Regions from separate parts of the Homo sapiens genome. Here region 1 is linked to region 2. Evidence: read pairs that join two places in POLR2A ChIA-PET (ENCODE). Cell type or tissue: endothelial cell of umbilical vein. All regions are shown on one strand. Each heading gives the region's core, and the rest is flanking DNA. Links, peaks and the distances in the headings are about the cores only.

Region 1 (15,782 bases), core at 4,724-12,723, 190 kb before region 2:
AAAAAAAAAAAAGGAGAAGAAAACTACCTATTCCATTCCTTCTAATATGTTGTTGAACAGAGAGGACTAAGCCAGCAGGGAGCCATGCCTTTACCTATTCCTTCCAAGGACATATCTGACTTTTAATAATTAAAGTACAAAAAACAACTAATGAAATTTGAAGTTTTCATTTATTATACTGCTTTATGAATTATTAGCAACAAATATTTCAATTCATCTAATAAATAAAAATAAACTTCAGAAATAGGATAAGAAATAAATAACATTTATCAGTGTTATTATTATCCCCCATCCAGATTTAAGAGCTAGCTAAGCACTTAGTATATTACTTATAACAAGTGCTTTTATGAATCTACTCTTTATCCTAAATCCCTCAGACGTAGGCACTATTATTATCCCCGTTATGGATGAGGAAATTGAGGGTCATCAAGATTAAGTAGAATTGTAACATGGTGAAACAGTTTTGGAAAACTATCTGGCAATTCTACAAAAGGGTAAACATAGAGTTACTACATTATCCAGTAGTTCCACTCCTGGGTATATGCCTAAGAGAAGTGAAAACATGTGTCCCCAGAAAGTGGGTACACAGGCCAGGTGCAGTGGCTCACGCCTGTAATCCCAGCACTTTGGGACGCTGAGGCGGGTGGATCACCTGAGGTCAGGAGCTCGAGACCAGCCTGGCCAACATGGCGAAACCCCATCTCTACTAAAAATTAAAAAAGAAAAAAATGAGCCGGGCACGGTGGCGGGTGCCTGTAATCCCAGCTATTTGGGAGACTGAGGCAGGGGAATTGCTTGAATCTGGGAGGTGGAGGTTGCAGTGAGCCGAGATCTGTGCCACTGCACTCCAGCCTGGATGACAGGGCAAGCACAGCAAGACTCTGTCTCAAAAACAAAGCAAAACAAAAAACAGGTACACAAATGTTCACAGCTGCATTATTCATAATCACCTCATAATCGCCCCAAAGTGGAAACAACTCAAATGTCCACCAAAGGATAAACAGATAAATATGGATAGGAATGGATAAATACAATGAATAAAATGGAATATTATGCAGATGTTAAAAAGGAATGAAGTACTGACGCATGCTACAGTGTGGATGACCTTGAAATCATTATGTAAAGTGAAAGGCATGCAAGGGAACATACTGTAAATTCCATTTTTATGAAATATCCGGAATAGGCAAATCCATAGAGACGGAAAATAGATTGTTGGTTGCCAAGGGCTGAGGGGAGGGAGAAATGGGGAATGATTGCTAAAAGGTAAGGGCTTTTTGAGGGGATGATGAAAATGTTCCGGAATTAGATAGTGGTGATAATTGTATAACTCTGAGAATATACTTCAAAGGGTGAATTTTATAGTGCGTGATTATATCTCAGTAAAGCTATTTTTAAAAAGAGAAAGAGGTGAAACACTTGCTCCAGGGTCGGTCCATACTACTAAGGGGTACTATCTGGGCTGGACCTACCTGAGAACCTGCACTTACTTGCACCACTGCACCAGGCTGCATGCATGTTGAGGACTTAAGGTGGTTTGCCATTTTCTATGTACTTTTCTGCCTGTTTGTTATATTTCATAATTTAAAGAGAGCAAAGAATGAAAAATTAAAGTAAGAAACCTAATACTGAGGGGCTCTGATTTTGGCAAAGGCTAGGGCTGGGTGACAGATCAAAGAGATGACGTTTAAACATTGCTTCTGATCTGAAAAGTACAAGGCAAGGAGCCAGGGTTCAAAACTGTTAAACCTATCAGCTCCAGTGAATGACTAAGGATTCTGTACAGAATATAAAGAGCAAGTTCCAGCCAGGCGTGGTGGCTCATGCTTGTAATCCCATACTTTGTGAGGCAGAGGCGGGCAGATCACCTGAGGTTGGGAGTTCAAGACCAGCCTGACCAACATGGAGAAACCCTGTCTCTACTAAAAATACAAAAAATTAGCCAGGCGTGGTGGTGCATGCCTGTAATCCCAGCTACTTGGGATGCTGAGGCAGGAGAATCTCTTGAACCTGGGAGGTAGAAGTTGCGGTGAGCTGAGATCGCACCATTGCACTCCAGCATTGGCAACAAGAGTGAAACTCCATCTCAAAAAAAAAAAAAAAAAGAGCAAATTCCCTAATTATGTTTACTGCTTTCTGTTGATACCAACATTATTAAATATATTAAATGGTGGTGGTCACCTAGTACAGCAATTTTTTTTTTTTTTTGAGACAGAGTCTTGCTCTGTCACCCAGGCTGGAGTGCAGTGGCATGATCTTGGCTCACTGCAACCTCTGCCTCCCGGGTTCAAGAGATTCTCCTGCCTTAGCCTCCTGAGTAGCTGGAATTACAGGCATGTGCCACTGTGTCTGGCTAATTTTTGGATTTTTAGTAGAGGCAGGGTTTTACCATGTTGGCCAGGCTGGTCTTGAACTCCTGACCTCAAGTGATCCACCCACCTCGGCCTCCCAAAGTGTTGGGATTACAGGCCTGAGCCACCATGCCTAGCCTAGTATAGCGATTTTGAGGGACGGAAAAATATTCAATAGCAGCAATAAAGGATTAAGACTTCATTCATATTAAAATTGGACTAATATCAAGTAAGAAGGCTATCACATCTAGAAGCAGGTTAATACCAGAGCCATCTGCTCTTTAATTTTTTTTTTCTAAATACTACCCTATATGCAATCAGGAAGCCAATTCTCTTTTTAAAAAATCACATTATTAAACAGATGGGAAGAGAACAGAAAGAATAAAAGCATTTGGCTCACAAAGAAGCAAACAAGGAAAAATGTGCCCAGGCAACATAGAGATGATAGTATTCTGGGAAGACAATCCGCCATTAATCTTTATGTCACAGCCAAATCACTGCATATTACAATAGGAAGAACAGAGAATGGAGGAGGGGAAAAGGGTAAGGGAGGGAATAAAGGAGAAGGTAGAGAAAGGATCTACTTACTAAATATAAAAATCAGGTTTCAATCAGCAGGTTACTATATATTTAAAACTCTCATCTAAATATAGGATATAAAGTCTTGGCCAAAGATGCACAATCTCAAAAATAAAGAGAGTAGACTCAGACAAGGATCATCACAGCTACTAAAACCATTAGGTGACAGTTGTTGGGGAACAGCATTTAGTCTCAAAGTACTACTCACATATTACTTATTATTCAAAGGGGAAAAGGTGCATTTCTGTGGATAAATCTGGCGGACAATGCCTTAACCGAGTGATCAAACATCCCCAATCATGGCATAAACTGACATTATGTGCCTCCAGATATGATTTGCTGAAAAGAATACACAAACTAAATCATGAAGAAACAATCAGACAAATCCAAATTGTGAGACTCTAATCAATGATCCCACCCCCCACCCAAAACAGGTGGAACTGTTCTAGGTTAAAGGAGACTGAAGAGACACAACCAAGAGCGTAATTCAAAAACAAAAACACGACTGGGTGTGGTGGCTCATGCCTGTAATCCCAGCACTTTGGGAGGCCAAGCCCAGAGGATCACTCAAGGTCAAGCATTCGAGACCAGCCTGGCCAACATGGTGAAACCCTGTCTCTACTAAAAATACAAAAATTGTACCCCCAACCCTGTGCTCTCTGAAACATGTGCTGTATCCACTCAGGGTTGAATGGATTAAGGGCGGTGCAAGATGTGCTTTGTTAAACAGATGCTTGAAGGCAGCATGCTCCTTAAGAGTCATCACCACTCCCTAATCTCAAGTACCCAGGGACACAAACACTGCGGAAGGCCACAGGGTCCCTCTGCCTAGGAAAACCAGAGACCTTTGTTCACTTGTTTATCTGCTGACCTTCCCTCCACTATTGTCCTGTGACCCTGCCAAATCCCCCTCTGCGAGAAACACCCAAGAATGATCAATTAAAAAAAAAAAATGTTAAAAATAAACTTTAAAAAATATATGTGTTTATACTTAAAAAAAATAAATAAAAAAAAAATATAAAAATTAGTTGGGCGTGGTGGCACACGCCTGTAGTTGCAGCTACTCTGAAGGCTGAGGCACAAGAATCTCTTGAACCCGGGAGGCAGAGGTTGTGGTGAGCTGAGATTGCGCCACTTGCACTCCAGGCTGGGCAACTGAGTGAGACTCTGTCTCAAAACAAACAAAAACACCCACAGCTCTAAAGGCCATTATATCATTATATATTAGATATTACTTTATCACTGCTAAATTTCTTGAGAGTGACAATGGCATTCAGGTTGCGTAGAAGAATGCCCTTGCTGGGAGTAGATACACTGTCAAGTATTTGAGGGTAAATGGCCATGTCGTCTGCATCTTACTTTGGCAGGAGAAACGGAAGAGTGACAGTGGTGGGGAGTGTGGGAAAGTAAATCTAACAACTGTGAACACTGGCTCAACCTAGGTGAAGTATATGCGAGTACTCATTGTTCTATTCTTTCCACTTTTAAGTCATGTACACTTTTTTCAAAATCAAAATGAAGGGCAAACATTCCAAAAAAGAAAAACAAAGCAATGAAAGCAGAGGTTTGACTCTCACTTTGAAACTGTCCCTGGTGGTCAATAAAAATCTGGACTTCTTAGGCGTTGTGCTGCAGCTTGCAGGCCACCAGCATGCAAGTTGGGCTCTCTTGTGCCATGGTGGCCCACAGTGTACATGTGTTATCATTATCTCCATGTCCAAATCCATGGAGATAATGGATTTGCGATCCCTTTGGGAAGAAGCTACATCTGTATCACTTTCCAGATGACTAAAAGCACTTGCTGTAGCCCAAAATTAATGACCATCTGCATTACGGAAAAATAAGAAATGATTTGAAGCTGCCATGTAGTCCTATCTTACCTTCAGAATTTTTTTCTTTCTTTTCTTTTCTTTTTTTTTTTTTGAGACAGGGTCTCACTCTGTCACTCAGGCTGAAGTGCTATGGCGTAATCACTGCTCACTGCAGTCTCAACCTCCTGGGTTCAGGTGATCCTCCTCCCTTAGCCCCCTGAGTAGCTGGGACCACAGGTGTGTGCCACCATGCCCGGCTAATTTTTTTTTTTTTTTTTTTAGAGATGGGGTCTTGCTATGTTGCCCAGGCTGGTCATGAACTCCTGGGCTCAAGTGATCCTCTTACCTCGGCCTCCCAAAGTGCTGGGATGACAAGTGTGAGCCACCACACCCAGCCAGCCTCAGAATTTCTAGTGAAGGTTTATATTTGTACTGTAATTCAAGATCAACTCATCTTAGAATCTGTCTCTTGGACAATTCAAATCTTTTAGTTCAGGAAAAAAACTCCTCAGCTACTACAATACCCTGTTTCTATACTGCTTAAATGAAATATAATCCCTTTCCTCTTGTTTGAAAGTTAAAAACAAACAAAACAGGCAATTTATTAATAAATCCACACATGTTACCAATATTTTCCCTATTAAAGTTCATGGCCTCCCTCTTACCATTGAGAATTACAGTGTTTAGTTTCTACCTAGCAAAATTTTCTTTGACAAGTGCCTTGATTCAGGCCAATTCCCAGGGATATATACCGTCGGGACAAACAGAAATAACCAAAATGTCCAAAATAGGGGGATGATTAGACTATAATGTATTAATCTAATGGGATATGGTGCAACCAGTTAAATGAAATATAAAAGCTATGTTGAAATATAAAAACCATGTAGACGCATTTTTAAATTTTTATTTTATTTATTTATTTTTTTGAGACAGAGTCTTGCTCTTTCAACCGGGTTAAAGTGCAGTGGCACAATCTTGGCTCACTGCAACCCCCACCGCTCGTGTTCAACCAATTCTCTTGTCTCAGCCTCCTGAGCAGCTGGGACCATAGATAGGCATCTGCCACCAATGCCTGGCTAATTTTTTTTTTTTTTTTTTTTTTGAGATGGAGTCTCACTCTGTCACCCAGGTTGGAGTGCAGTGGCGCGATCTCGGCTCACTGCAACCTCTGCCTCCCAGGTTCAAGCGATTCTCCTGCCTCAGCCTCCCGAATAGCTGGGACTACAGGCACGCGCCACCATGCCCAGCTAATTTTTGTAGTTTTAGTAGAGACAGGGTTTCACCATGTTGGCCAAGATGGTCTCGACCTCATGACCTTGTGATCCGCCCACCTTGGCCTCCCAAAGTGCTGGAATTACAGGCGTGAGCTACCGCGCCTGGCTGAGTCTTGCTCTTTCAACAGGGTTAAAGTGCAGTGGCATGATCTTGGCTCACTGCAACCCCCACCTCTCGCGTTCATGCAATTCTCTTGTCTCAGCCTCCTGAGCAGCTGGGACCATAGGCATCTGCCACCAATGCCTGGCTAATTTTTTATTTTTATTTTTTTGAGACGGAGTTTTGCTCTTATTGCCCAGGCTGGAGTGTAATGGCGCGATCTTGGCTCACTGCAACCTCCGCCCCCCAGGTTCAAGCAATTCTCCTGCCTCAGCCTCCCGAGTAGCTGGGATTACAGGTGCCCACCACCATGCCCGGCTAATTTTTTGTATTTTTAATAGAGACGGGTTTTCACCATGTTGGCCAGGCTGGTTTCGAACTCCTGACCTCGGGTGATCTGCCCACCTCGGCCTCCCAAAGTGCTGGAATTACAGGCGTGAGCCACCCCGCCCAGCCCTAATTTTTGTATTTTTAGTAGAGATGGGGTTTCACCATGTTGGCCAGCCTGGTGTCCAACTCTTGGCCTTGTGATCCTCCCACCTCGGCCTCCCAAACTGCTGGGATTACAGATGTGAGCCATCACACCTGGCCTGTAGACACATTTTTTTAGAGTAGAAATAAAAGAATGTTAAATGAAAAGTGTATGCAACACGTATGCAAGAGGGCAAATAGAGAAAGGTCAAAGAGAAGTGTAAACAGTTGTTACATTTAGGTGAAGGGGCTTTTTGGTACAATTTTTGTAAAGTTTTTGATTAAATTGTGTTTAAAATGTAAAACTTAAGATATAAATTTAATAATCAATGGGGAATTGGTACTACTGACTATCCCACAGGAACCAAGTTTAAAGAGACATAAAACACAGGAAGAAATATTTCCTAACATGATAATATCCAGGTTATGACACTGTCTTACCTGGGCAGCCTTGATTTAAGTAGAACATTCAGAATTATAAAGTAAAAATTCAGAATTATAAAAAAATTTTAATTTTAAGTAGAACATTCAGAATTATAAAGTAAAAATTCAGAATTATAAAAAAATTTTTTTTAAAATGCAATTCTTTCACTTTCAAATATATAGTGCCTTAAATGTGTTTTCAAATAGTGATTTAAGACTGTTAATAGCAGATTAATTTGTAATTCTGACATATATTTATATATATTAGTGGCCCTCTTTCATCTTTGATGTGACTAAGCAAACTTGTACCAACTGTAAATAGAACGAAATACACAGAAAGTCACTCACAACGGTACCAGAATTTCTTTAAAATAAAAAACTTTCTAGCTGGGCATGGTGACTCACTTCTGCAGTCCAAGCTACTCAGGAGGCTGAGACAGGAGCGCTCCCAGGAGGTCAAGGCTGCAGTGAGCTATGATCACGCCGCTATGCTCAAGCCTGAGCCACAAAGTGAGACCCCATTTCTAAACACAAACAAACACATCCCTTACCTCTAATCACATACCTGAACACAACTGGCTTACGTGAAGGCCGTTGACAGTTCAAGAGTAACAATTCAAGGTGTCTAGAAAGCTATCATTACAAGAGCAGATCACAGGAAACCTCAGCTGTTGGTTCCTAACTTCGCTCCTACTCAAAGGCCAACAGAACCGGGGAGAAATCTTCCTGTTTTGTTGATATCAATTTATTTTGTGCCAAGAACCTATACCTAAAACCAACGCAGGGTTTGTATTCCCCCTGGATTCTTCATTACCCCAGGAAAGTGGAACAGATCAGACCAGTTTCCAAGAACAGAAGCACTGCAGGGCAATCTTGCTAAGGGGGCCCTGAGATGTTTCTCTCTGTACTAATCTCTATGTCTTTTATGTACATCAACACAAACCTTCACCCAACCATCTCTGCCATCAACAGCAAATCTAGGGAAGAGACCAATAATACCTTAGAAAAGCACACCTATCCACCGAACCAAAACTAAATACAGAAGGATATGGCAGTTTGCCCCGTTTTCCAGGTAGCTGTGTTCTCTTAATTTGCCATGAATTAAAATGTTTCATTTTTACTTAGACATAACTTGAATATGTCATTTCAAATAACAAAATAAAAACTGAACTGAATATGTTTTAGTTAAAACAATACAAAACTGAAATCTCCTCTTTTAAGAGAGAAACGCTTCATCAGCTGGTTAGTTCCCTTGTTTGCTTACTGGGTGATATGAAACCCAACTACAGCTTTCCAAAAATAATCCCAAGTTGTGGGGTGTCCTACTACCTGTGTTTAAGTAAAACAAGTCCTGCAGAAAAAGTGGATCCAACGAGTAGCAGGTTTGTTAAGAAGCTAAATCTTGGCCAGGTGTAGTGGCTCACACCTGTAATCTCAGCACTTTGGGAGGCTGAGGCAGGAGGATCACCTGAGCTCAGGAGTTCAAGACCAGCTTGGGCAACATATCAAGGCTCTGTCTTTACAAAGAAAGCAAAACAAAAAGTAGTAGCGTGTGGTGGCGCACACCTGTAGTCTTAGTTACTTGGGAGGATGAGGTGGGAGAATCACTTGAGCCTAGGAGTTAGTAGCTGCAGTGAACTATGATTGCGCCACTGCATGCCAGATGGATGACAGAGCCAGACTCATTCTCTAAAAAAAAAAAAAATGTATGAGAAAAAGAAGAAGATAATTCTGGGCCAGGCACAGTGGCTCATGCCTGTAAACCCAGCACTCTGGGAGGCCGAGATGGGAAGACTGATTAGGCCAGGAGTTTGAAACAAGCCTAGGCGACATAGTGAGACTCCATCTCTACAAAAAATTTACAAATTAGCCCAGTGTGGTGGCGCATGCCTGTAGTTCTAGCTACTCAGGAGACAGGCAGAAGAACTGCTTAAGCCCAGGAGTTTGAGGCTGCTGTGAGCCGTGATTGTGTCGCTGCACTCCAGCCTGGGTGACATTGTAAGATCTTGTCCAAAAAAAAAAAAAAAAAAAAAAATCTTATTCTAATTCTGAGAAGAAATGACATTTAATAAGAGCTCATGTCTTAGCAAATCAAAATGTTTGTCCTGCTGGGGAAAAAAAAAAAACAACAACGGTTATCCAGGTATAAAAAGCAATTACCAGGACATTTAACATTAAGATGAACTAAAATTGTGCACAAAATAATTGTCCACATTTACTACAGCACTCATAGTGGGAGTAAATAAAATGCAATTACTTTTGCTAAAGCAACCTACTTTTTCTGGTAACAGACCGTCTCTCACTATACCTCTAATAGTAGATCTACACACAACTTAGCATGGTGTAGGAACTTGAGTGCATGCTCCTACAGCACACAACAGATGCACTGAAAGGCTCCCACCTCTTAACTAACAGCTTATGCTGCAAGGCATCAGCCAGGATAACGGCAGAGCCCTTCTGTGTATGTGTTCTTTCACAGGCGGCACTGTTACCGGAAGAAGCGAAGAGCAGCGATTTCCTTCCAAAAGGTCAGCTGCCTCAGACAGACCAAACAGAAAGCAGCGAATTCTTGCCAACTTCCCCTCCTGCTTCTGCAGCTAGTACGCAATAGCATTTAGTTTCCAGTAAAGCTCCAGATAAAAACAAAGCAAATGTGAGACCCAGAATCTACACAATGTCAGTGTCTCGCTTGACTGAACGAAGGGCAGTAAGATCATATGGAGCTACGCTTTTTCAACGTGGTGGAAGTGTTAGGAAGGTGAGATTAAACATGAAGAAAAGGTCAGGACTGGAACCATCCAGATTTTATACCAATGTCCAGAAGTCTCCATCTAAAAATAAGATGGTAGGCTGGGTGAGGTGGCTCAGGCCTGTAATCCCAGCACTTTGGGAGGCCAAGGCCAGTGGATCACTTGAGGTCAGGAGTTTGAGACCAGTCTGGCTAGCATGGTGAAACCCCGTCTCTACCAAAAATATACAAAATTAGCTGGGTGTGGTGGCGCGTGACTGTAATCCCAGCTACTCGGGAGGCTGAGGCAGGAGAATTGCTTGAACCTGGGAGGTGGAGGTAGCAGAGAGCCAAGATTGCACCACTGCACTCCAGCCTGGGCAACAGAGTGAGACTCTATCTCAAAAAAAATAAAAAGAAAAAGAAGATGGTATTTTAGAGATAATAAATGCAACAACAGATAAGGTCCCTAGTCAACTGATAAAAAAAGAATAAATTTTGAACTTATTCTCAAAATAAAGTCAAGTCAGTCATTCTGCAACATGCTAGGGCACAGGCAAGGTTCAATGCTGACAACCAGTAGATATATATACAATGAATATATAAGTTTCTTAGATTAGACATGGAGAAAAGACTGTAAAACACATAACAAAAAGGGGAAGAGGATAGAAAATATAATTTTTTTTTTTGAGACAGGGTCTCACCCTGTCACCCATGCTGGAGTGCAGTGGCGTGATCTCAGCTCCCTGCAACCTCTGCCTCCCAGGCTCTAGCAATCCTCTTGTCTCAGTCTCCTGAGTAGCTGGGACCACAGGTGTGTGCCACTATGCCTGGCTCATTTTTTGTATTTTTAGTAGAAACGGGGCTTCATTATGTTGCCCAGGCTGGTCTCGAACTCTTGAACTCAAGCGCTCCACCCACCTCGGCCCTCCAAAGTGCTGGGATGACAGGCGTGAGCCACTGCACCAAACCCAGACTTCTTTAAATTAAGAGAGTGTTAAACTACATGAAAGCCTACGCATTCAATCTTCCCAGAGGAGCAAAATTAGACCCTTTTGAGTATAAAAGTGAAGGAGAAGGAAGGGAAAATGATGATTTTAAACATTTTTCTCAACCAGATCGGTTCCCGGCTTAACTATCTACACAAAACTTGCGAGAAAATGTTACGAGCTCCTACCCCATGTCGTTGGCTCTATGTGGTTTCTAACTCGTTAGTTTCAGGTTGTGGTGGCAACAGAGACACCAGGCTTTTTGTGAGACAAGCTCTTGTTCTAAAATGTCTGGGCTTTGATGATGGAGAGTATTTTAACCCCACTCTGAGAATACCTAGTTTGAAATGAAGATAGTATGGAGTTCAAGGAAAAACGTATTAGTTTGTTATGTTAAATTAAGCCACCCACACACCCACACTAGAAACTGTTTTGTGTTGGAAACAAAATAAATGACTTCATTTCCAAGCCCTTCCTATACTTCATCACCAAACCTTAAATAATAGCAAAGGAATAAGCATGGGAAATGAGAAAAATAAAGTACTAGCAGCAGTAGTAATAGAATTATAATAACAGTAGTAGTAATAAATATTCAAGGAGTTTTGTCCACCTTCGGAGCTCAGGCTGTGAACCACAGTGGTTTACTTATTGAAAATCATCACGAGGCCGGGCGCGGTGGCTCATGCCTGTAATCCCAGCACTTTAGGAGGCCAAGGCGGGCGGATCATGAGGTCAGGAGATCGAGACCATCCTGGCTAGCATGGTGAAACCCCATCTCTACTAAAAATACAAAAAATTAGCCAGGCGTGGTGGCAGGCACCTGTAGTCCCAGCTACTCGGGAGGCTGAGGCAGGAGAATCACTTGAACCTAGGAGGCGGAGGATGCAGTGAGTGGAGATCATGCCACTGCACTCCAGCCTGGGTGATAGAGGGAAACTCTGTCTCAAAAAAAAAAAAAAAAAAATCATCAGCTAGTCAAATGAGTTTCTCCTGACAGTGATACCTGCAGTTTAACTCCTTTATAACACGAGCCACAAAATGAATTATCATAAAATGCAATTCACAAATGAATACAAAAAGATTATTTGACAATCCAAAAAAAAAGGCTTTAAATAAGACTCCCTTCCCTGAGGGTTAGCACTAAGAAGACAAACCTTCAAGCACAACCAAAGGATGCCATATTTGGGGGGTGGGGGTTCACCTTCATTCTTTTAAATCAATCAGAAATTAGCCAAAAGCTTTAGATTGTAAAAGTGAGTGGGAGGAGAATAACGAGAACTGTCCTGGGCTTGGGTAACTTTCCCATAAGGCCAAAACCTAGATCCTGACCACTTGTGGTCAGAATTAGCAATGCAACATTTCCTATAAGAAGCTGAGTTGTTAACTTTGTTAAACTTGTTCGCAAATTCCTTAAGGGGCTTCCATTAGTTACATTATTATCCATCACCAATATTTATCACAGAACATCTGAAACTTAGGCTTTCTAATGGCAGAAAACATTTTACATACAGGGGGAAATGTCATTAATAGAAATGAGAAAGCAACTTGTAAAACACCCCAGTGTGTAAGACAGGATAACAAAGGATACTGAAGTTAGCTGCCATCTGGATACCTGTTCACATGATACCTATAACTAAACAGCAACTTACCTGATGCTACTGTGCATTGGGTTGGAGACAAGGTATACATGATAAATTCCTACTATAATTAATAAATGTTCAAATGAAAATATACAAATAGATTGGGTGCGGTGGCTCACACCTGTAATCTCAGCACTTTGGGAGGCCAAGGTAGGCGAATCACAAGGTCAGGAGCTCAAGACCAGACTGGCCAGCATGGTGAAACCCCGTCTCTACTAAAAATACAAAAAATTAGCTGGGCGTGGTGATGCGTGCCTGTAATCCCAGCTACTGGGGAGGCTGAGGCAGGAGAATGGCTCGAACCCAGGAGGTGGAGGTTGCAGTGAGCCGAGATCGTGCCACTGCATTCCAGCCTGGGTGACAGAGCAAGGCTCCGTCTCAAAAAAAAAAAAAAAGAAAAAAAGAAAAGAAAATATACAAATAACTATGTTACTGTTGATGTACATTAAGTATGAGTTGAATGCTAGAAGATCATCTGGGTTCTCCAAGCTATGCCATCAAGAAATAGACACTCTGATACAGAAGGCAACTTCTGAATTTAACAGTGCTGTGCGATATATCAAGGGGAAATTTGGGACAAGGATGCCTGGCAGTTCCACAAGCCTAGGAAAAGTGCCTCAAACAATCTTTAACACCTTTAGGTAGAAATAGAATCAGTACAATATTTGTATCCAATGTCTTTGATCATTTTGATAATCTTATTTTTAAAAGATGGGATGTTTTCCTCCTCTAGAATTAGAATTTACCCTACACTCTGGACATAAGAACCAAGGCAACTAAGTTATCTGCTGGCCAACTAATAGACTGTAAGCCATCCTGGAGCAAGGACCATGTCTCTCTGATTCATTTTGATTTCCCCAATATAGTACTTGATATACATGGTTGGTATTTAGTAATTGTGTATTGAATACAATTTTTATAGACCTCCATGTTACAAAAAGGACCTAAATTGGGGGAAATGGATGGTAGGTCAGTTATTTCCTTCAGGATATTTTTAACACTGTGGAGGTCATTAATCTGAATCCTTATTACAGGAATAATGGGAGTGAATCACACTTTATAGAAACCATGACGGAGGTTTTGACTCATCATTGGTGCTAATCAAGGTAAACATAATAGCAAGTTGTGCCACCCTCATAAACATCGTGACAAGTTTGTAAAATAGAGCTAACACTTTATTGCAGCAATTTCAAAGAGAAGAATTACATGAAATATGATGATGCTAAGATGAGCTAAAATTCCAAAGAAAGGATCTTCTCTAAGCAAACTAACCTTTCTTTTAATTATATCTCAAGAAAGAAGCTGAGTATAAACGAAAAGCACATTTGTCAACAATTCACTCATTCAGTTACCATGTATGCCACTAACTACAATCCAGAAAGATTTATGATTGTGCCAAAACAAGATGATGAGGTTCTATACCCAGAATGTAGATTAATGTTAGAAGGATGACTCAGGACTTATGGCATCAGTCTGATAGACGTTGAACCTTTCTTTCTTTCTTTCTTTCTTTCTTTCTTTTTTTCATCTCTGTGAGTTCTTCAACTACAGGACAGAATGCCAACTCAGGAAGATAATTCAGTAAACACAGCCACCTTTGACTACAGACTATTTTTTATCCAAGATGTATTTCCATGTAGCAAAGTAAATTTAGCAAATGAAAATATAGTCTTGACTTGCTATGGATGTCCCCTATCTCTGCCAAAAATGACAAGCTGCTTGCTCAAAAGCTGTCACTAATTAGCAGCTGCTGCTGTAAAGAAAACCAAAGTAAGTGCCAATAAAAGCATATTGAACTCAAAGAGGGCCCTATGACAAGAGATGGGAAATGCAAGAATCTATTTGTGACTAGTAAACTTACATAAATACTAGCAATCTAAATTTGGGAGATGTAGGGGCAGGGCAATAATGGCAATACATATCCATTCATATTTAAACAGGAAGGACTGAAAGAGTCTCCTAACATCCTGAAAGTCAGAAATACCAAGGTATTGGTGTTGCTGAATTCCATCACAACCATTTCCACCTTTCCAATAGGAGCCAGTCTTGGTTTTGGATGATGATGATTATTTTTAGAGACAGGGTCTTGTTCTGTGGCCCAGACTGGAGAGCAGTGGCATGAACACAACTCATTGCAGCCTGTGACTCCTGGCCTCAAGTCATCTTGCCACCTTTGCCTCCCAAAGTGCTGGGATTACAGGCGTGAGTCACCGCGCCTGGCCTGGTTTTGGATAATTTCTCATTGTCAATACTTCTGTCTCTGGCACTTTAACAACTGCATTTGTAGACATTGTAAAAATAAATTTTAAAAATAACTTTCATATTCTATGGGCTTCGGCCTAAACTCTGATGGTTCCGAATCTACCTGTTGACCCCTCATGTTATAGGTTGAAACTATGAAGTCAAGCAGAAGTGATCTGCCCAATGTAAATGAGCACAGATACAGTGGTAGAAAATCACTTTACTAGCCCTATTTCAAGAGGCTCTAAAGGAGTCCACAACATCCCAGCACTTTGGGATGCTGAGGCAGGAGGATCACTTGAGGCCAGGAGTTCAAGACCAGCCTGGGCAACACAGCAAGACCTCATCTCTACAAAATAAAAATTAAAAAATTAGCCAGGCGTGCTGGTATGTACCTGTAATCCTAGCTACTCAGAAGGCTGAGGTGGGAGGATGGCTTGAGCCCAGGAGTTTGAGGCTACAGTGAGCCATGACTGCACCACTGCACTCTGTCTCTTAAAAAATAATAATAATAAAGTAGTCTACAGCCCAAGATCCTGCTTTAAAGCTAAATTCCATAGATTACTTTTCAAATCATCCTTCGAAGCTGTCCTCTCTTTGTTCCTATCAGTCAGAACTCCCAGTATATTTCTCTTTTTCCTCAACAAGTTAGTTTCTGTCCTTAAAAAAAAAAAAATTAAGAATATTTCCCCTTCATTTTGGTTCTCTTACTCTCTTTTTCTCTCTCCCTCCAGGTGAACTGCTAGAGAGCTATGATTGTTTCATCTATATTTGGACCCCTAGGGTCAGGCTGTGTCTTCAGCAACTACTCAGAAAAATGAGAATGAAAAAGAAAGAAAAAAGGAAGAAAGAGAGAGAGGGAAGGACAAACTGGAAGGGAAGGGAAGGAAAAGTAGGGAGAAAGGAAGATGTAATGAGAATAGAAAATTTTTAAAAATGGAAAAAAAAAGAAGGTCGGTGCGGTGGCTCATGCCTGTAATCCCAACACTTTGGGAGGCCTAGGCAGGCGGATCACGAGGTCAGGAGATTGAGACCATCCTGGCCAACATGGTGAAACCCTGTCTCTACAAAAAATACAAAAATTAGCTGGGTGTGGTGGCATGCGCCTGTAGTCCCAGCTACTTGGGAGGCTGAGGCAGGAGAACCACTTGAACCCAGGAGGCAGAGGTTGCAGGGAG
Region 2 (15,782 bases), core at 4,861-12,860:
TTCCCATTTCTGTGACTGTCTGTCTGATCCTGTTGTTACCAGCTGATGGCTGTTACTGTACTTTCCTAGTTTGTCTCTGTGTCTCCAACCTTTTCCTTCCAATTCATAATGCATTTTAGAATGAAAATTGATTTGAAAAACTGTAAATGATAGTTTGGAAGGTGCTGGGACTAGAAAAAAGGAGATCTAACAGGAGACTACTGCAATAGTCCCAGCAGGGGAAGATGATCATTTGAACTAGAGCATTACGGGGCACAGAGAGAGGACTGATGGGTGAGCACTATAGCATGAAAACCATTAGGGCTTGATGAATGAGTACATGTAGATACTGAAGGAGAAGGAGGAGTCTAAAATATTACAATTTTGGCTGGGTGCAGTGGCTCACGCCTGTAATTCCAGCACTTTGGGAGGCCAAGGCAGGCGGATCATTTGAGGTCAGGAGTTCAAGATCACCCTGGCCAACATGGTGAAACCCTGTCTCTACCAAAAAATACAAAAACTAGCCGGGTGTGGTGGCGCATGCCTGTAGTCCCAGCTACTTGGGAGGCTGAGGCAGGAGAATCACTTGAACCCGGGAGGTAGAGGTTGCAGTGAGCTGAGATCACGCCACTGTATCCCAGCCTGGGTGACAGAGCAAGACTCTGTCTCAAACAAACAAACAAATTGGCAAATAAAGAGAATCAATGAAGCATTAATCCTACCTTTTCTGGCCGGATGAAGTGGCTCATGCCTGTAATCCTAACACTTTGGGAGGCCGAGGCAAGAGGATCACTTGAGGTCAGGAGTTTAAGACCAGCCTGGCCAACATGGTGAAGCCTTGTGTCTACTAAAAATACCAAAATTAGCCGGGCGTGCTTGTGCACACCTGTAATCCCAGCTATTCGGGAGACTGAGGCAGGAGAATCACTTGGGCCCAGGAGGCAGAGGTTGCAGTGATCACTCCATTGCACTCTAGCCTGGTGGACAAGAGTGAAACTCTGTTCCAAAAAAAAAAAAAAATCTTACCTTTTCTGTTTGGATTGTACCTCTGTGTAACCAAATAGCGGCTGGGTGAAGGAAAGCACTTATTTATAAAATAATTTCAGCTCATAAATAAAGAAGGAATGATGGATTAAAATGTCACTATTTTGTAGCCTCTAGTGAAAAAATGAGCTAATGATCATTAATGCCCGCTAAAACTATTAGGCAGAAAATTGTGGGGAACTCTATTATATCAAAGTAACAACTCAACCCACTCACTAATCTTTGTATTTATTTATTTATTTTTTTGAGGCGGGAGAATGGCTTGAGCCTGGGAGGTGGAGGCTGCAATGAGCTGGGCTTGTGCCACTGCACTCCAGCCTGAGCGACAGAGTGAGACCCTATCTCAAAAAAAAAAAAAATTTAAGTATGATAGCAGCATTGTGGTTATGTTTTTAAAAAATTCGTACATTTTTGAGATATATACTGAAGTATTTACAGATGATATGATATCACATCTAAGATTTGATTCACAATAATTCTGGCGGAAGTAGATGGGATATAAATGAAACAAGCTGGACTATTTGTTGATTATGGTTGAAGCTGGGTGATATGTACATAGGGATTCATTATCCCGTCTCTGCCTTCTGTATCCTTAGGTTCCACACCCATGGATTCAACCAACTGTGGATAGAAATTATTAGGAAAAAAATTCCACAAAATTCCAAAAAGCAAAATATGAATTTGCCAAGTACTGTGTTGAATCCACAAAAATGAAGTGATGTGTGGGCATCGTATTAGGCCTAAGTAAGCTAGAGATGATTTAAAGTATATGAGAGGATGTGCATTAGGTTATATGCCAATACTACACCATTGTATTGTATTGTATTGTATTGTATTGTATTGTATTGTATTGTATTGTATTGTATTGTATTGTATTGTATTGTATGGTATTGTATTGTATTGTATTATTTTTTGAGACAGGGTCTTGCTCTGTCTCCCAGGCTGGAGTGCAGTGGCACGATCTCGGCTCACTGCAACCTCTGACACCTGGGTTCAAGTGATTCTCCTGCCACAGCCTCCCGAGTAGCTAGGTTTACAGGCACCCACCACCACGCCTGGCTTATTTTTGTATTTTTATTAGAGACAGGGTTTCACCATGTTGGCCAGGCTGGTCTCCAACTCCTTACCTCAAGTGATCTGCCCGCCTCAGCCTCCCAAAGTGCTGGGATTACAGACGTGAGCCACCAAGCCCCGCCTGAAGTTTCCCATAATAAAAAATACTAAGGTTGTTTTAAGGATGAAATGTGTTCACATCTGTAAAGGGACATATCAAAATGTTTGATACACAATGTGTGGCAAATAATGTGCATGACCCTTTTCCCTTTCTCTCACTTGAACCAATTCAGAACTGGTGTTCAAAGAGACTGTTTCTGTTAAACCCATTTTGTTGCACAAGAGAAGAGCCCCTTCCTTTCAACTTTCCAGCTGGAACCAAGACCAGACCTTTCAAACAAGCCACTTTCAGTAAACGCAGTAAGTGTTTAGCAGCTGTGCATATTAAAGCAAAACCATTTCATTTGTGGAATCGGGCCCTTTTCCCAGGAAACGGTGTTTCCATTTCACAACCTAACAGAACAGGAAGAGTGTAAACTCTTGTTCAGTTACAGATTCCTTGTGCTTCACTTAGATTTCCACATTTCTATTGTGCTCTGAGTGTGAGAGTCCAGCTGTGCGTTGGTGGAGTGACTCATTTTTCCATGGAGACGTGTATTCCTATGAATCCCAGGGGCCTCTGATTGGTATGAAAGAGCAATCAGCACAGATGTAGTCCACAGATCCATCATATGACTTAAGAGAGATGATTTAAACGGTTTTTCCATGGGCTTAAATTGAAAGCGTCAACTGAGCTAGTCAGATTATTCATATGCTCCAAACCCTTTAGTGTTTACAAGTGGCTAAGAGTGGCTACTTGAGACCACAAAGGAATATTAATACAAGAGAAACAAAAGCATAATCTGTATTCTTTGGGTGTTTAAAAATCTCAATGAGGGCCGCGCGCGGTAGGTCATGCCTGTAATCCCAGCACTTTGGGAGGCCGAGGCAGGCAGATCATTTGAGGTCAGGAGTTTGAGACCAGCCTGGGCAACATGGCGAAATCCCGTCTTTACTAAAAATACAAAAATCAGCTGGGCATGGTGGAGCGCGCCTGTAATCCCAGCTACTCGGGAGGCCAAGGCAGGAAAAGGTTGCTTGAACCTGGGAGGCAGAGGTTGCAGTAAGCCAAGATCATGCCACTGCACTCCAGCCTGAGTGACAGTGAGACTCCGTCTCAAAAAAAGGCCAGGCGTGGTGACTCACGCCTGTAATCCCAGCACTCTGGGAGGCCGAGGCAGGTGGATTGCTTGAGGTCAGGAGTTCGAGACCAGCCTGGCCAACATGGTGAAACCCTGTCTCTACTAAAAACACAAAAATTAGCCAGGTGTGGTGGTACATGCCTGTAATCCCAGCTACTTGGGAGGCTGAGGCAGGACAATCGCTTGAACCTGTGAGACGGAGGTTGCAGTGGCCAAGATCGCATCACTGCACTCCAGCCTGGGCGACAGAGTGAGACTCTGTCTGAAAAAAAAAAAAAAAAATCTCATTGAGGAAATAAATGTTAAGAAGTAGAAGAAGAATTCCCAAATAAGCAAATTATATACAATACAAATGGATATAAAATATATCAATCAATGTTTAGCAGCTCCAGGATAAGAGTAATCAAAATTGAAGTGGCTATCTGGAAAAAAAATTCACTTTTATTTTTATTTATTTATTTTATTTTTTGAGACGGAGTTTTGCTCTTTTGCCCAGGCTGGAGTGAAGTGGCACAATCTTAGCTTAATGCAACCTCCACCTCCTGGGTTCAAGCAATTCTCCTGCCTCAGCCTCCCAAGTAGCTGGGATTATAGGCTCCTGCCACCATGCCCAGCTACTTTTTGTATTTTTAGTAGGGATAGGGTTTTGTCATGTTGGCTAGGCTGGTCTTGAACTACTGACCTCAGGTGATCTGCCCACCTCGGCCTCCCAAAGTGCTAGGATTACAGGCATGAGCCACTGTGCCCGGCCAAAAAATTCACTTTTAAAACGTTTAAATTATTTTAAATTTACAGTGTTTTTTTTTTTTTTTTTTTTTGAGATGATGTCTTGCTCTGTCGCCCAGGCTGGAGTGCAGTGATCTTGGCTCACTGCAACCTCCACCTCCCGGGTTCAAGCAATTCTCCTGCCCCAGCCTCCTGAGTAGCTGGGATTACAGGTGCATGCTGCCACATCTGGCTAATTTTTTTGTATTTTAGTAGAGATGGGGTTTCACCATGTTGCCCAGGCTGGTCGTGAACTCCTGAGCTCAGGCAATCTGCCCGCCTCGGCCTCCCAAAGTGCTGGGATTACAGGCGTGAGCCACCGCTCCCGGCCCAGAATTGTTTTTTAAAGTACAAAAGTATTATTTCTTCATGAACTATTTGCAAGTAAGTTGACAACCTGACAAGTTTTATCACCCCCAAATACTTTAGTGTGTATTTTCTCCAAACACACATACATAACCACATAGACAACATACATTTTGTAACCATAATACAATAATCAGTATCAGGAAATTAATCCTCAGCAGCTGATAAAATTTCACCATTTATCCCAATAATGTCTTTTATGCATAAACGATCCAATTAGACGTAATGCTTAGCAGTTACTGCATCGTTTTAGTATCCTTCAGTCAGGGAAATATTCTTTCTTTGGCTTTCATAACCTTGACACTTTTGATGATCATAGGACAATTAATCTGCAAAATGTTGCTCAGTTTGGACTTGTCTGATGTTTCCTCATGATTAGATTTAGGAAATGTATTATCTTTAGCAGGAATAGCATGAAAGGGATGCTGTGCTCTCATTGCATCCTGTCAGGTGGTACACAATTTTGATTTCCCCATTACTAGTGATGTTAGCCTTGATCATTAGGTTAAGGTGGTATCTGCCAGACTTTTCCAGTGTCAGGTTATCTTTTTTTTTTTGAGATGGAGTCTCCCTTTGTTGCACAGGCTAAAGTGTAGAGGCACGATCTCGGCTCACTGCAACCTCCACATCCTAGTTTCAAGTGATTCTCCCACCTCAGTCTCCCAAGTATCTGGGATTATAGGCAAGCGCCACCACCCCTGGCCAAATATATATATATGTATATGGAGAGATAGAGAGAGAGAGAGAGAGATGAGGTTTTGCTATGTTGCTTAGGCTGGTCTAGAACCTCTGGGCTCAGGCCGGGTGCTGTGGCTCAAGCCTTTAATCCCAGCATTTTGGGAGGCTGAGGTGGGCAGATCACTTAAGGCCAGGAGAGACCAGCCTGGGCAACACTGGCGAAACCCCGTCTCTACTAAAAATACAAAAACTAGCCAAGTGTGGCAGTGCACACCTGCAGTCCCAGCTACTCAGGAGGCTGAGGCAACAGAATCACTTGAGCCTGGGAGGCAAAGGTTGTAGTAAGCCTAGATGGCGCCACTGCACTCCAGCCTGGGCAACAGAGGAGACTCCATGACAAAAATAAATAAATTAATTAAATTAAATTAAAACAATAAATAAAACCCCTGGGCCCAAGTGATCCTCCTGCCTCGGCCTCCCAAAGTGCTGGGATTACAGACGTGAACCACCTCACCTGGCCCTATTTATTTATTTATTTATTTGAGATGGAGTCTTGCTCTGTCCCCCAGGCTGGGCTGGAGTGCAGTGGCACAATCTCGGCTGACTGCAACCTCTGCCTCCCGGGTTCAAGCAATTCTCCTGCCTCAGCCTCCTGAGTAGCTGGGATTACAGGTGCACACCACCATGCCCAGTTAATTTTTGTATTTTTAGTAGGGACGGGGTTTCACCATGTTGGCCAGGCTGGTCTCAAACTCCTGACCTCAAGTGATCTGCCCTCCTTGGCCTCCCAAAGTGCTGGGATTACAGCCACTGTGCCCAGCCCTTATTTATTTTTTTGAGACAAAGTCTCACTCTGTCGCCCAGGCTGGAATGCTGTGCCATGAACATGGCTCACTGCAGCCTCAACCTCCTGGGCTCAGCAATCCTCCCACCTCAGCCTCCCAATTAGCTAGGACTACAAGTACATGCCACCTTACCTGACTAATTTTTTGTGTTGTTTTTTTTTTTGTAAAGACAGGATTTTTTTTTTATTTTTTTATTTTTTGTAGAGACAGGATCTCCCAGGCTGGTCTCAAATTCCTGGGTTCAAGCAATCCTCCGGCCTTGGCCTCCCCAGCTGTTGGGATTACAAGTGTCAGCCACTATGCCCGGACTATTTAAAAAAAATTTTTTTGGAGAGTTTTCTGGTAAAAACTGGAAAACCTGCTAGACGGATTCTAAAAGAGCTGTAATACTTGATTTCTTTGACATTTTAATTTTTAGTCTGAAATTTTCATTTCCAAATTTTCAATTTCTATGCACAAAATTCTTTTTTTTTCTTTTTTTTACAGTTTTTCCTCCTCTGCTGAGGTTTCTTTTTTTTCCTTTTTTTTTCTTTTTGAGATGGAGTCCCACTCTGTCGCCCAGGCTAGAGTGCAATGGCGTGATCTCGGCTCACTACAACCTCCACCTCCCCGGTTAAAGCAATTCTCCTGCCTCAGCCTCCCGAGTAGGTAGGATTACAGGCACCCGCCATCATGCCCGGCTAATTTTTGTATTTTTGTAGAGATGGAGTTTCACCATGTTTGCCAGGCTGGTCTTGAACTCCTGACCTCAGGTGATCTGCCCAAGTTGGCCTCCCAAAGTTCTGGGATTACAGGCAGGAGCCACTGCGCCCGAGTGGAAAGTTCTAAAATTAATTGTGGCTATGGTTGCACAATTCTGTGAGTATTAAAAATTGTTGACTTGTACGCTTTAAATGGGTGAGTCGTATGGTATATGAATTATATCTCAATAAAGCTATTACAACAAAAGATTCAGCAGTTTTCAAAATAGAACATATATATACTTTTTTTTCCTTTTCTTTTTTTTTCTTTTGCAGAAACAGGAACTATGTGTCCCAGGCTGGTCTCAAAATCTTGAGCTCAAGTGATCTTCCTGACCCAGCCTCCCAAATCGCTGGGATTACAGGTGTGAGCCACCATGCCTGGCCTGAAAATAGAATATTTGGAAATAAAATGATAAATTCAATAAATGAAATCCCCAAGATTGGAGGAGACCCTAAACTGAATGAAAACAGAAATTAACTCATGTTACAAATGAACAACAAAACTGTACTGAAGGAGAAGTGGTATGGGAATAGCAATTATGACATTATATTGTGCATATTATAGAATTAAGCAAATGACATATAAAAGAATGTGGAAGCTAGAGTTCTCACTGTAGGAAAAAAGTAGATTTAAATATGAATTAGGGAATACAAAGGAACCTTAGATGGGTGGAACTGGTGTTAGAGGCATCAGTATAAACCCATAACTTCATATACATTTGTAGAGATAGAGCTAGAGGTTTGGCCTCTGTGTGTTGAAGGCTTAGAAGCAATAACACAATGTAACAATGAGCAGGCTTGGTACCAAGATCTTGGTTTCTAAATATTATTCCTCACAACAAAGAAACAGCTTCTTAGAGAAATGGATGACTTCAGGGCTGGAACAAGGAAAGTATAAGCTAAGCTTAAAATATCCTATTGTGATAGAAATTAAGGAAGTCCCCTGCCACCCCCAACACCCCAGCAAAATGATGGGAATATGTCAAAAAACACAGGAGGAAGTTCCAATTATGGCTGAGTAATTCCCATCACACCAAGTCTTCTGTAAATAAGAATGATATACTCAGAGCAAAATATTAAAGAACAAACAAAAACTACCTGAAGGCATTAGCAAACAACAGGAGGAATATACTGCACAGAGGTGGATACCTGGAAGAGAAGAGGACTGAATGGGTTTCCTGTGTTTTTACAGCTTTTAGTCTAAGGGAAGTCCAAAGTCTGCAAAGTGAGTGGTTAAAACAAAGCTGGGGGTAGTGGTGTGCGCCTGTAGTCTCACCTACTCAGAAGGCTGACGTGTGAGGAAACCGTGAGCACAGGAGTTCAAGGCTGTAGAGCACTAAGATTGTGCCTGTGAATACCCACTGTATTCCAACCTAGGCAACACAGTAAGACCTCATCTCTTTTTTTTTTTTTTTTTTTTGAGACAGAGTTTCACTCTGTTGCTCAGGCTGGAGTACAGTGGCGTGATCTCAGCTCACAGCAACCTCTGCCTTCCGGGTTCAAGTGATTCTCCTGCCTCGGTCTCTTGAGTAGCTGGGACTACAGCTATTTTTAGTAGAGACAGGGTTTCACCATGTTGCCCGGGCTGGTCTTGAACTCCTGACCTCAGGTGATCAGCCCATTTCAGCCTTCCAAAGTGCTGGGATTACAGGCATGAACCACTGTGCTCGAGATCTTATCTCTTAAAACGACGACAACAACAACAAAAACAAAACAACAAAAACCCAAACCCTGCAGTCTTACTAGCTTGAATTGTTCAGGGCAACCCCAGCAGGTGGAAATAATGGGAGGAAATCCTATCAAAATAAGAGCCACAGAGAGGGAGGCTCAAATTCTGTGCATAAACTATAGTCCCAGCTACTCGGGAGTCCCAGTACCTGTAGTCCCAGCTACTTGGGAGGTTGAGGTGGGAGGCTCGCTTAAGCCCAGAAAGTCAAGGCTGTAGTGAGCTGTGATGATGCCACTGCACACCAGCCTGGGTGACAGAGTGAGACCCTGTCTCAAAAAAAAAAAAAAAAAAAAAAATTCAGAACTTTAAAAAATCACCCTGAAAAGAAACCCCATGCCCTTTTATTATTTTTTTCACTTTTTTGACTTTATTATTTTTTCTTTAAAACAATATTTATTCTTTTTTGTTGAGACTGGGTGTCACTATGTTGCCCAGGCTAGTCTTGAACTCCTGGGCTCAAGCCATCTTCCTGCCTCAGCCTCCCAAAATGCTGAGATTACAGGTGTGAGCCACTGTGTCTGGCCAAGAAACCCCATGCCCTTTAGCCATCACGTTCCATTCTCCCCATCACCCCAGCCCTAGGCATTAATAATCCACTTTTTGCCTCTATAGATTTGTCTACTCTAGACATATCATATAAATGCAGTCACATATGTGGTCTTTTTTGACTGACTTCTTTCACTTACTATGTTTTCAAGGTTTTTGTTGTAACATGTGTCATTACTTCATCCCTTTTTATTGCTGAATAACATCTCATTGTATGGCTATACTACACTTTCTTTATCCATTCATCCATTGTTGAACATCTGGGTTGTTTCCAATTTTGGGCTATTGTGTATAATGCTGTTATGAACATTTGTGTACACGTTTTTCTGTGGACATTTGGTTTTTATTTCTCTTAGGTGTATACCTAGGAGTGGAATTGTTGGATTATATGGTAACTCTATGATAAGCCTTTTAAGAAATTGCCAGACTATTTTCCAAAGTAGTTGCCCCATTTTACATCTTCACCAGTAGTGAATGGGGGTTCCGATTTCTCCATATCTTCACCATGAATCTTTTTAAGAAAATAGATTATTGACCAGAGGTCAGGCATTCGAGGCCAGCCGGGCCAACATGGCGAAATCCCTCCTCTAATAAAAATACGAGTATTATTGGCTGGGCACGGTGGCTCATGCCTGTAATCCCAACACTTTGGGAGGCCGAGGCGGGTGGATCACGAGGACAGGAGATTGAGACCATCCTGGCTAACACGGTGAAACACTGTCTCTACTAAAAATGCGAAAAATTAGCCAGGTGTGGTGGCGGGCGCCTATAGTGCCAGCTACTTGGGAGGCTGAAGCAGGAGAATCGCCTGAACACAGGAGGCGGAGGTTGTAGTGAGCTAAGATCATGCCACTGCACTCCTGCATGGGTGACAGAGTGAGACTCTGTCTCAAAAACAAAACAAAACAAAAAACAAATATTAGCAGGCTGTGGTGATGCATGCCTATAATCTCAGCTACTCAGGAGGCTGAGGCAGGAGTATTGCTTGAACCCGGGGAGGCAGAGGTTGCAGTGAGCTGAGATCGTGCCATTGCACTCCAGCCTGGGCAACAGAGCAAGACTCTGTCTCAAAAACAAAACAAAACAAAACAGATTATTGATATATAATTCACATACCACACAATTCACTCAAAGAGTGCAATTCAATGGTTTTGGTATATCATGTTAATTTTTAAAATTGTGGTAAAATATAAAAGTTGCCATTTTAACCATTATATATATAAATATATGTGTGTGTGTGTGTGTGTGTGTGTGTGTGTGTGTATATATATATTTTTTTTTTTTTTTTGAGATGGAGTCTTGGTCTATTGCCAGGCTGGAGTGCAGTGGCATGATCTTGGCTCACTGCAACCTCTGCCTCCCGAGTTCAAGCAATTCTCCTGCCTCAGCCTCCCAAGTAGCTGGGACTATAGGCACACAACACCATGCTCAGCTAATTTTTGAATTTTTAAATTCTTACTCCTTCTAGGACTCTGACGACATAATTTTCTTTCTTTCTTTCCTTTTTTTTTTTTTTTTTTTTGAGGCAGAGTCTCACTCTGCTGCCATGTGAACTATGTTGGCCAGGATGACCTTCTTGATCTCTTGACCTCGTGATCCGCCCACCTTGACCTCCCAAAATGCTGGGATTACAGGCGTGAGCCACTGTGCCCGGCCATATATATATATATATATATATATATATTTTTTTTTTTTTTTTTGTAATATAGAGACGGAGCCTTGCTATGTTGCTCAGGCTACTCTTGAACTCCAGGCCTCAATGTATTCTCCCACCTCAGCCTCCTAAAGTTCTGGGATTGTAGAAATGAGCCACTGTGCCTGGTCCCCATTTTAACCTTTTTTTTTTTTTTGAGATGGAGTCTTGCTCTGTTGCACAGGCTGGAGTGCAGTGGTACGATCTCGGCTCACTGCAACCTCCACCTCTTGGGTTCAAGCAATTCTTCTGCCTCAGCCTCCCGAGTAGCTGGGATTACAGGCACTCGCCATCATACCCAGCTAATTTTTGTATTTTTAGTAGAGATGGGGTTTCACCATGTTGGACAGGTAGTGCTCGAACTCCTGATCTAAGGTGATCCACCTGCCTCAGCCTCCCAAAGTGCTGGGATTACAGGCATGACACCGCGCACAGCCTTAACCATTTTTTAATGTACAATTCAGTGGCATTAATTACACTGACAATGTGCATAACTATCACCACTATCTATTTCCAAAATAAAAGAGAAATTCTGTTCCCATTAAACAACAATTCTCCATTCCCTGCTTCTCCTAGCCCCTGGTAATCTGTAATCTACTTTCTGTCTCTATAAATTTGCCTAGTCTAGTCTAGTCTAGATATTTCACTTAAGTGGAATCATACAATATTTGTCCTTTTACAATCTGCCTTATTTCACTTAGCATGTTTTCAAGTTTCATCCATGTTGTAGCATGTGTCATACTTTCATTCCTTTTTATGAAATTTAATTTTAATATTAAAGAATATTTCAGTCCAGGTGTGGTGGCTCATGCCTATAATCCCAGCACTTTGGGAGGCTGAGGTGGTCAGATTGCTTTGAGCTTAGGAGTTTGAGACCAGCCTAGGCAACATGGCCGAACCCTGTCTCTACTAAAATACAAAAATTAGCCGGCCATGATGGCGGGCGTCTGTAATCTCAAGTACTCGGGAGGCTGAGGCAGGAGAATCGCTTGACCCCGGGAGGCAGAAGGCGGAGGTTGCAGTGAGCCGAGATTGTGCCACTGCACTCCAGCCTGGGCAGCAGAGCGAGACTCTGCCTCAAAAAAGAAAAGAAAAGAAAGAAAGAAAGGGGAGAGAGGGAGAGGGAGAGAGGGAGAGAGGGAGAGAGGGAGAGAGGGAGAGAGGGAGGGAGAGAGAGAGAAAGAGAGAGAGAAAGAGAGAGAGAGAGAGAAAATTATGTCGTCAGAGTCCTAGAAGGAGTAAGAATGTAAGACCGAAAACTTATTCAAAGAAATAATGGGCTGGGTGTGGTGATTCACGCCTGTAATCCCAGCACTTTGGGAGGCCGAGGCAGGAGGATCACGAGGTCAGGAGATCGAGACCATCCTGGCTAATACAGTGAAACCCCGTCTCTACTAAAAATACAAAAAAAAATTACCCGATGTGGTGGCGGGCGCCTGTAGTCCCAGTTACTCGGGAGGCTGGGGCAGGAGAATGGCGTGAACCCGGGAGGCGGAGCTTGCAGTGAGCCGAGATCGCGCCACTGCACTCCAGCCTGGGTGACAGAGCGAGACTCCGTCTCAAAAAAAAAAAAAAAAAAAAAAAAAAAAAAAAAAAAAAAAAGAAAAAGAAAAAAAAAGAAGAAATAATGGCAGAAAATTCCTCAAATTTGACAAGAGACCTAGAACTACAAGTTCAAGAAGCTGAGAAAACCACAAACATGATAAACTCAAAGAAATCTATACCAGGACACGTAATAATCTAACTCCTGAAAACTAATAACAAAGAAAAAATCTTGACAGCAGTAAGAGAAAAACATCTTTCTCATAAGGGAAAAACAGATTGAACCACAATAGATTTCTCACCAGAAACTAAAAAAGGCCAGAAGAAAGTGGCACAACTTTTTTCAAATGCTAGAAGAAAAAAACTATCAAAGATGAAAGAGAAATCAACACATTTTCAGATGAAGAAAAACTAAGAGAATTTGTCATTTGTAGATCTACCCTTTAAAAAAGTGGCTAAAAGGGGGCCGGGTGCAGTGGCTCATGCCTGTAATCCCATCACTTTGGGAAACCGAGGCAGGCGGATCACTTGAGGCCAGGAGTTTGAGACCAGCCTGGCCAACGTGGCAAAACCTAGTCTCTACTAAAAATACAAAAATTAGCCAGGCATAGTGGCACATGCCTGTAGTCCCAGCTACTCTGGAGGCTGAGGCAGGAAAATCGGTTGAACCTGGGAGGTGGAGGTTGCAGTGAGCAGAGATCGCACCACTGCAATCCAGTCTTGGTGACAGGGCAAGACTCCATCTCAAAAAAAAAAAAAAAAAAGCTAAAGGAAGTTCTTGAAAAGAAAGGGAAATGATAAAAGAAGGGACCTTGGAACATCAAGGATGAAAAAAGAACGTGGAGTGGCCCACACTTGTAATCCCAGCACTTTGGAAGGCCGAGGCGGGCGGATCACGAGGTCAGGAGATCGAGACCACGGTGAAACCCCGTCTCTACTAAAAATATAAAAAATTAGCCGGGCGTGGTGGCGGGTGCCTGTAATCCCAGCTACTCAGAGAGGCTGAGGCAGGAGAATGGCGTGAACCCGGGAGGCGGAGCTTGCAGTGAGCTGAGATCGCACCACTGCACTCCAGCCTGGGTGACAGAGCGAGACTCTGTCTCAAAAAAAAAAAAAAAAGAAAGAAAAAAGAACGTGGAAAGCAAATATATGAGTAATTGCAATATACTTTCCTTCTTGTATTAGTCATCTAGGGCTTCCATAACAAAATACTGCAGACTGGGTAACTTAACCAACAGAATTTATTTTCTCACAGTTCTGGAGGCTGGAAGTCTAAGACCAAAGTGTTGGTAGGTTTGGTTTTTCCTGAGGCCTCTTTTCTTGGCCTGTAGATGGCCACCTTCTTGCTGTGTCCTCCCATGGCCTTTTGTCTGTGTGTGACCACTCCTGGTGCTTTTTCCTCTTCTGAAAAGGACACTGGGCCGGGCGTGGTGGCTCACCCCTGTAATCCCAGCACTTTGGGAGGCCAAGGCAGGCGGATCACCTGAGGTCGGGAGTTCGAGACAAGCCAACATGGAGAAACCCCATCTCTACCGAAAAAACAAAATTAGCCGGGCTAATCCAACAGGACTGGTGTCCTTTTTTGTGGGGGGGGACGGAGTCTTGCTCTGTTGCTCAGGATGGAGTGCAGTGGCACAATCTCAGCTCACTGCAACCTCCACCTCCCAGGTTCAAGTGATTCTCCTACTTTAGCCTCCCGAGTAGCTGAGATTACAGGCATGTGCCACCACACCCAGATAATTTTCTTTTTTTTTTTTTTAGTAGAGACGGGGGTTTCAACATGTTGGCCAAGCTGGTCTCAAACTCCTGACCTCAAGTGATCCTCCCACCTCGGCCTCCCAAAGTGCTGAGATTACAGGTGTGAGCCACCAAGCCCGGCTGGTGTCCTTTTTTTCTTCTTTTCTTTTTTTTTTTTTGAGACGGAGTTTCACTCTTGTTGCCCAGGCTGGAGTGCAATGGCGTAATCTCGGCTCACAGCAACCTCTGTGTCCCGGGTTCAAGCAATTCTCCTGCCTCACCTTCCCGAGTAGCTGGGATTACAGGTGTGTGCCACCACTCCTGGCTAATTTTTTTGTGTTTTTAGTGGAGACAGAGTTTTGCCATGTTGGTCAGGCTGGTCTCAAACTCCTGACCTCAAATGATCTGCCCATCGTGGCTTCCCAAAGTGCTGGGATTACAGGAGTGAGCCACCGTGCCCGGCCCTCATTTAATCTTAATTACATCTTTAAAGGCCCTGTCTCCAATGTACAGTCACAATAGAGGTTAGGGATTCAACATAGGAATTTGGGAAGACACAATTCAGTCTATAACACTTCTCCTCCCTCTCCCTCTCCCTCTCCCTCTACCCACGGTCTCACTCTCCCTCTCCCTCTCCCCACAGTCTCCCTCTCCCTCTCTTTCCACGGTCTCCCTCTGAGGCCGAGCCGAAGCTGGACTGTACTGCTGCCATCTCGGCTCACTGCAACCTCCCTGCCTGATTCTCCTGCCTCAGCCTGCCGAGTGCCTGGGATTGCAGGCGCGCGCCGCCACGCCTGACAGGTTTTCGTATTTTTTTGGTGGAGACGGGGTTTCGCTGTGTTGGCTGGGCTGGTCTCCAGCTCCTAACCGAGAGTGATCCGCCAGCCTCGGCCTCCCGAGGAGCCGGGATTGCAGACGGAGTCTCGTTCACTCAGTGCTCAATGGTGCCCTGGCTGGAGTGCAGTGGCGTGATCTCGGCTCGCTACAACCTCCACCTCCCAGCCGCCTGCCTTGGCCTCCCAAAGTGCCGAGATTGCAGCCTCTGCCCGGCCGCCAACCCGTCTGGGAAGTGAGGAGCGTCTCTGCCTGGCTGCCCATTGTCTGGGATGTGAGGAGCCCCTCTGCCTGGCTGCCCAGTCTGGAAAGTGAGGAGCTTCTCTGCCCGGCCGCCATCCCATCTAGGAAGTGAGGAGCACCTCTTCCTGGCCGCCATCCCATCTAGGAAGTGAGGAGCGTCTCTGCCCGGCTGCCCATCGTCTGAGATGTGGGGAGCACCTCTGCCCCGCCGCCCCGTCTGGGATGTGAGGAGCGCCTCTGCCCGGCCGTGACCCCGTCTGGGAGGTGAGGAGCGTCTCTGCCCAGCCGCCCCGTCTGAGAAGTGAGGAGCCCCTCCGCCCGGCAGCCGCCCCCTCTGAGAAGTGAGGAGCCCCCTCCACCCGGCAGCCACCCCGTCTGGGAAGTGAGGAGCGTCTCCGCCCGGCAGCCATCCCGTCTGGGAGGGAGGTGGGGGGTCAGCCCCCGCCCGGCCAGCCACCCCGTCCGGGAGGGAGGTGGGGGGTCAGACCCCACCCGGCCAGCCGCCCCATCCGGGAGGTGGGGGGCACCTCTGCCCAGCCGCCCCTACTGGGAAGTGAGGAGTCCCTCTGCCCGGCCACCACCCCGTCTGGGAGGTGTACCCAACAGCTCATTGAGAACGGGCCATGATGACAATGGCGGTTTTGTGGAATAGAAAAGGGGGAAAGGTGGGGAAAAGATTGAGAAATCGGATGGTTGCTGTGTCTGTGTAGAAAAAAGTAGACATGGGAGACTTTTCATTTTGTT

What was found. Peaks named below come from ENCODE experiments on the same cell type or tissue, not always from the same donor. Only the 100,000 strongest peaks of a DNase experiment are listed, where the experiment ranks them.
Region 1: POLR2A ChIA-PET joins it to region 2 with 11 read pairs; 4 of 35 experiments call an interaction of 5 or more read pairs at or near these places.

What each region holds. Positions count from the first base shown.
Region 1 is chr17:42,239,256-42,255,037 of GRCh38, forward strand. All of the region lies in intron 1 of STAT5B (signal transducer and activator of transcription 5B), which reads right to left. Among named protein-coding and RNA genes, the nearest start is that of STAT5B, 29 kb to the right of the region's middle. In endothelial cell of umbilical vein, for the core only: no CTCF peak of the experiment used is centred there; a DNase peak (open chromatin) is centred at 9,566; H3K27ac peaks cover 1,333 bases.
Region 2 is chr17:42,433,897-42,449,678 of GRCh38, forward strand. It overlaps LOC102725238 (a long non-coding RNA gene), which reads left to right. Exons shown (of 4, transcript XR_007065758.1): 3 at 2,370-2,496; 4 at 14,605-15,782. It also overlaps the pseudogene RNU7-97P. Among named protein-coding and RNA genes, the nearest start is that of ATP6V0A1, 17 kb to the right of the region's middle. In endothelial cell of umbilical vein, for the core only: a CTCF peak has its summit at 5,489; a DNase peak (open chromatin) is centred at 8,495.